2 separate regions of the Homo sapiens genome follow, and region 1 is linked to region 2. A link is a contact called in ENCODE Hi-C data. All regions are on one chromosome and are shown on one strand. The core of a region is the stretch at or near the end of the contact, and the rest is flanking DNA. Distances in the headings are between cores, read along the strand shown. Region 1 holds the start of KLHL42 (kelch like family member 42). Region 2 holds the start of CAPRIN2 (caprin family member 2).

Region 1 (3,095 bases), core at 384-2,883, 3.0 Mb before region 2:
TAAGGACTGTTTATCATAGGTGGTTCTCAAATCTTGGTTTGGGGTAAGTTTTCAAGGTTTTCTGTTTTTGTTTTGTAAGATAAGAGTGAACACACCCTCTGCTTCCTCCCAATCCTTCTCCCTTCTCCTACCCAAAGATAATCCAAACAATATATTTCTCCCCCCACCCCCTTCCTGGGATGAATTCATTAGCAAGACAAAAAGTCCTTCCTATTATTATTTGGGGTGGGCCTTCTAATTGCAATGTTCAGTGAGAGAACATAGGAAACAAGTGGTCTCTCTTTTCCGAGACGGCGTCTCGCTCTGTCGCCCAGGCTGGAGTGCAGTGGCGCGATCTCGGCTCACTGCAACCTCCGCCTCCCGGGTTCCAGCAATTCTCCTGCCTCAGCCTCCCGAGTAGCTGGGATCACAGGCGCGTGCCACCACGCCCGGCTAATTTTTGTATTTTTAGTAGAGACGGGGTTTCACCATGTTGGCCATGGTGCTCTCGAACTCCTGACCTCGTGATCTGCCCACCTGGGCTTCCCAAAGTCATGGGATTACAGGCGTGAGCCACCGCGCTCAGCCAAACCGCACGTGTGGTCTCTCTTAATAGTCCTCAGATGATGGGGGCAGGGTAGGTGGAGAAAGGGGGTGACAAGAAAAGCTACTTCTTGCAGACATTTATGAGCCAATTTTGTCAGATCTTTTGCGCCAGGATAACATTCCGTAATGGACTGGACTGAAGTAGAAAAGCAATGGCTCATAGAAAACATGGTTTAAAACCAGAAGCCACGTGATGTAACTTTATTTAGTCGGGCTGCGCTTTCATCTTTCTTTTAATAACTTAGGGAGAATAAGGGGCCCCAGTGGCAAATGCAAGCTCCCCTGCCTCCCAACCCGATTCCTCTGAGAACCTGCTGCCATCTGCCTGGACCTCCTGTAAGATGGCTCCTACGCGACCACGCTACCAGAGAATCAGCTCTACGTGCCACCAACATTGCCACCAACTGTCCATAGATCGCCTGCGTGCCTCAGCCCACTGACACTCGATGCCGGACTGGGCCAGAAGGACGACCCCATATTTGATGCCTTTTTGTCTCCCTGGACCAGAGACTCCATCCTTCCCTTTCCTCCCACGCTCATTTCTTTTTCTTTAGCCCGTGTAAAGCAGCGTGGGAGAGAAAACGAATTTCTTCTCCCTGGGGTACCCCGGAGCATCACTGCAGCCCCCAACAAGCGGCGGAGCCGGCGCGCCCCGGGCGGGCGGAGAGGCTGCGGGGACGCGCGCCCTCCGCCTCCCGCAGCTGCGCGTCCGCAGCCGAGGCGCCCGGGCCCGCAGCTTCCCGGGCCTCCCCGAGAGCCGGATCCAGCCGGCAGGTCAGGCCGGCGGCTGGGGTCCCGCGGGCGGAAGTGAGAAGGGCGGCGGGGGAGGAGGCTGCTGGCTGGGAGCTGGAATTCCCTTCCCGCCTGGCGCCGCCCGGGAGAGCCCGCGCGAGGACGCCCGCCGCGCTCCGCCGGCCCTTTTTTGGCGCTGAGGGAAAGGAGAAGGGCAGGGCCGCCGCCTCGCGGGAGCGGGCCCCGGGAGGAGGGGCCGCCGGAGAGGCCGGGCGAGCGCGGGCGGCCCTCACCTCGCCGCTCCTCCCGGGCCGCCATCCCTCGGCGCCCCGCCCGGAACCGGCGCGCGCGTAGGGGCTGGGAGGCCGGCGCGCAGATCTGGCGGTGAGCGCTGCCGCCCCGGGGCCCCCAGCCATGTCGGCCGAGGAGATGGTGCAGATCCGCCTGGAGGACCGCTGCTACCCGGTGAGCAAGAGGAAGCTCATCGAGCAGAGCGACTACTTCCGCGCCCTCTACCGCTCCGGCATGCGCGAGGCCCTGAGCCAGGAGGCCGGCGGCCCGGAGGTGCAGCAGCTGCGCGGCCTCAGCGCGCCGGGCCTGCGGCTGGTGCTGGACTTCATCAACGCCGGCGGGGCCCGCGAAGGCTGGCTCCTGGGCCCGCGCGGGGAAAAGGGCGGCGGGGTGGACGAGGACGAGGAGATGGATGAGGTGAGCCTGCTGTCCGAGCTGGTGGAGGCGGCCTCCTTCCTGCAGGTCACGTCCCTGCTGCAGCTGCTGCTGTCCCAGGTGCGGCTCAATAACTGCCTGGAGATGTACCGCCTGGCGCAGGTGTACGGGCTGCCCGACCTGCAGGAGGCCTGCCTGCGCTTCATGGTCGTCCACTTCCACGAGGTGCTGTGCAAGCCCCAGTTCCACCTCCTGGGGTCTCCTCCCCAAGCTCCAGGGGATGTCAGCCTGAAGCAGAGGCTGAGGGAGGCCCGGATGACTGGGACTCCTGTCCTCGTGGCCCTCGGGGACTTCCTGGGGGGACCCCTGGCCCCTCACCCCTACCAGGGGGAGCCCCCGTCCATGCTCAGGTACGAGGAGATGACTGAGCGTTGGTTCCCGCTGGCCAACAACCTTCCTCCCGACCTGGTCAATGTCAGGGGCTATGGGTCTGCCATCCTGGACAACTACCTCTTCATAGTGGGCGGGTACAGGATCACTAGCCAGGAGATCTCCGCTGCGCATTCCTACAACCCCAGCACCAACGAGTGGCTCCAGGTGGCCTCCATGAACCAGAAGAGGTAAGCACCCCGGCAGAGTGCTGCTGCCTTCTCATTCATTCACTTGTTCATTAGTTCATTACCCCAGTGTTTACTGAGCCAGTAAATAGGGGAGGGTGTGCTGTGGTGGAAATGACATCTTCAGGAATGTTGTTGGCCTTGGCGCTGGCAAAATTCCCAATGAACTAAGAAATTGCGAAGAGGACGTCCCCAGTGAGGTCAAGAAGTGGAGTGGTTTTTTGGCAGGTATTGTGCCTTTAGGTGAAACTGCTTTCTTTGCCTCTGTTCTTGTGAAAAAAGATGTTGTGGTTTCCTACAAGAATACTTTAAAAGAAAATTGCCCCTTAATTTTTAAAAAATTTGTCTTAGTTTTTAGGATTTGATCCTGATGATAATGATACACTGGACAGTAACCTGTAACACTGACTTTGGGGGATTTTTTTCTGATGTCAGTGACTGTGACAACAGAGTCTTCCACACTGTGATACCCATCATGATCAAGAGATAATCACT
Region 2 (3,070 bases), core at 187-2,686:
CTTCATATTCCCCTCTCTTTCCTCCTCTGAATGGCCTGAAGGTGACTGGTAACCAAAAGGGGATGAAAAGAGTTGCACCATTGAAACAGATGAGGCTGAAGGAGGTGGGGGAAAGTTAAGTATAAAATTAGGACTAGAGGGACACAGCCAGGCAATAACTTCCCTGGAAAGTCTAGACCACTCCCTTAAACTCTTTTCCACAGAAGTGAGCTCGAAACCCAATGATGCTTGAGATACTTGTACTTCCATCCTACTTTTAAAGTAATTAGTGCCGCTAGCCAATAAGGATAGCCTTTACATAGGCAAAATCTCCCAATACGGAGGATGTTTCCAGAAATTCGATTTTCCACATAGGGAGGAAGAACTGCAACGGCTTCAGAGCTCCTTTCTTCTCATGAGGGCAGATCACATTCTAAATAATTCCCATGGCCACGTGATGACACCAAAAGAATAAGCTTTCCACACCGGGACCTAAGGCTGAGCCACTCAAACCTCTTTACATGATCCCTCACCACCAGCCCTAACCTCAATCCTGAACGTTTGGAAGAAAATCCAAACTCACAACATTCTTTTATAGCTCTAAGTGAACCAGCAGCTTCTTGAACAAGAATGCTAACTTCCCCGATTGCTCTGGGGCCTACAAGGCAATCCATCACTACTGGACATTTGCAGACAGGTACTCTCTCAACCTGCAGGAACCCCGCGTTTATTCTCAGTTGTTTGGTTTAGACTAGCCCAAAACCGCTTACACCCAACCAGTTTAAGAGCTCATTCTAGCGAGCCCTTCCCGTGCCCTAATCAGTGGCCCTTGCGCACTTACGTATCCGTCTCTCGACCTCCAAGCACCCGAGGTATCCCTTTCTCCCCCCTTAGGAGCATCCCCAAACCAAGGACAGAACAGGCCCCATGCACGCCAGCGCGCACCCCCTCAAGTCTCCGGGGGAGCCTGAGCGAAGAGCACCTCTCCCGAGCGGCCACGGAGAGCCCTGCAGGCACCGACCCCCACCCTTCCCACAGCCGCCCCGGGTACGCAGAAGCCGCTTCTGCAAGGCCCCGGGGGAGGCTGACCTGCGGAAAACGCACCGACCGCGGCCCTCGGGAGCCCCGCCCCGCCCCGGGGATGCCAAGCCGCCCCTCCACCTCGCAGCGGCGCCGGCCGCCCAGACCTGCCCACCCTCGCCGGGTCAGCCGCCTCCCTCCGCCGCGCCGACCGAGGCCGCCGCAGCCCGACTTCACCTCCCCAGGCAGCCGAGGCCGCCGCTGCCGCAGCCCGGGCCCGCCTTCCAAAGCCTGGGGGAGGCAGGAGCGCTGCGGAGGTGGACCGGCGCCACCCCGCACTCGCGTCTCCTCCTCCTGTCTCCTCCCTCTCCCCTCCCGGTCCTCGCCCGCGGCCTCTGCGGCGCCAGAGACCCAGCCGACTCAGCCGCTCGCGCCCAGGCCCGCCCACCGCGCCGCGCGTGGCTTTTGTAGGCCGCGCCCCGCCCCGGCCCGCTCCGCCCTCGGCCGCCCCGCCACCGCCTCCTTCCGGTGCTCCTTCCCGGCTGCAGCTGGCCGCCAGCGCTTGTCGGGTGTTAGTTCCGGGCCCAGCTTGGGCTGGTGGTAGGTCGGGAGAGGGCGCGGTCTCCCAGCCTTTGCGCAGATTGCGGGGCACCAGGTGGGGCCGAGGCGACGCCGAACGCCGGCAGGCCGGAAACCGCGCAGCCCCGCTGGACCTCGCTGATTGCCGGCGGCACCGGTGGTTTCGCGACCTTGAACAGGTGACTCCAATAGCTCCAGGAGGGCAGCGAGCCCTTCGCGGAACTACCAGATAAGCCATGCTTGAGGCTGTCGTAGCCTAGTGGGTAGTCGTGAAATGCAGATGCGCCTTTGCCCCTCAGATAGCATCTTTCATAGTAGGATGGGGAAAAAACACCGTTTCCTTACCGGGGAATCAGCCTGTAAGAGCAGAATGCCCCAAATCAGCATCGCCATAAAAACGGAGTAGGTGACTTCGCAACCTGCAATAATAGGATTGAGTTTATTCAAGCCGTATTATTTGTTCATGTGACACACATTAATTGACTGGCACGCAGAGAAAGCTGTAAAAAATCTTTGTAAGGTTACATAAAATTAAGAGAAAAGTCTGGAAATATGTAAAAGTTTATTGAGGAAAGGAAGGTGTTTCTGATACCAAATAAGAAACACACACACACACTCAGCAATACTTTGCCCCAACATGTGTTTACTTATTACACCAAGTGGAGTTTTTTAGGTCCTGATTGTCCCTGACGCTCTGATAAAAAATATTGAGACTAGCAAAAGAACAGAAAATTCAGAAGAAGAATCAAGGAAACAAAGGTCTAGTTTTAAAAGCCTTGGTCAACTTCACACAAATTAATTTTAACATTACTTAATACATTTTTTTGGCATCTATTATCCGTGTTCTTTTCGGTCCCTGGTGACATAATGTACCCTAATGTTGCATTTTAACTTTGAATCTCTGAATCCCATATGTGTTCTTCAGGGTCAGAGAAATACTAGATTTTCCCTTTTTCTCATTGTTTATAAACAGAGAAACGCAGAAGATGCTGAACATGAGGAGAGGAAGGCTATGCCTTCACCTTTGGTAACACAAAAAACAGTGGCCATAAGAAAAAATGTGAAGGACACACTGTTGGATCAATGAGTTGACACAAAGTTACAGCACAGCCTGAGTTGTAGTCCGAGCTAATGATGAACCTAAAAATGGTATTTCAGTCAGATTAATCATGAAATGTTTGCCCCCTGCCGGCGCAGTGGCTCAAGCCTGTGATCCCAGCACTTTGGGAGGCCGAGGCGGGGTGGATCACCTGAGGTCGGGAGTTCGAGGCCAGGCTGGCCAGCGTGGTGAATATCCATCTCTACTAAAAATACAAAAATTAGCCGAGCATGGCGGCATGTGCCTGTAATCATGGCTACTCAGAGGCTAAGGCAGGAGAATCGCTTGAAACCCGGAGACGGACGCTGCAGTGAGCCGAGATTGTGCCGCTGCACTCCAGCCTGGGTGACAGAGCAAGACTCTATCTCAAAAAAAGAAAGAAAGAAAGAAATG

The links. Hi-C counts contacts between places; a loop is a spot of excess contacts on that map. Pooled maps may share reads with other maps.
Region 1: a loop to region 2 is called in a pooled map, with 6 times the contacts of the local background. The contact joins the promoter of KLHL42 here to the promoter of CAPRIN2 in region 2. A Hi-C loop is called at or near these places in 6 of 50 pooled maps.

The regions. Positions count from the first base shown.
Region 1 is chr12:27,778,600-27,781,694 of GRCh38, forward strand. It overlaps KLHL42 (kelch like family member 42), which reads left to right and starts at 1,634. Exons shown (of 3, transcript NM_020782.2): 1 at 1,634-2,603. The coding sequence starts at 1,732. MANSC4 (MANSC domain containing 4) reads right to left here and starts at 1,637. Exons shown (of 4, transcript NM_001146221.5): 1 at 1,611-1,637. RefSeq lists silencers at 1,236-1,455, 1,476-1,785 and an enhancer at 1,651-2,150.
Region 2 is chr12:30,753,515-30,756,584 of GRCh38, forward strand. It overlaps CAPRIN2 (caprin family member 2), which reads right to left and starts at 1,437. Exons shown (of 19, transcript NM_001385503.1): 1 at 1,237-1,437; 2 at 1-45. The coding sequence starts at 6. LOC645485 (a long non-coding RNA gene) reads left to right here and starts at 1,560. Exons shown (of 2, transcript NR_135046.1): 1 at 1,560-1,757. RefSeq lists enhancers at 811-890, 894-1,063 and silencers at 991-1,670, 2,762-2,965.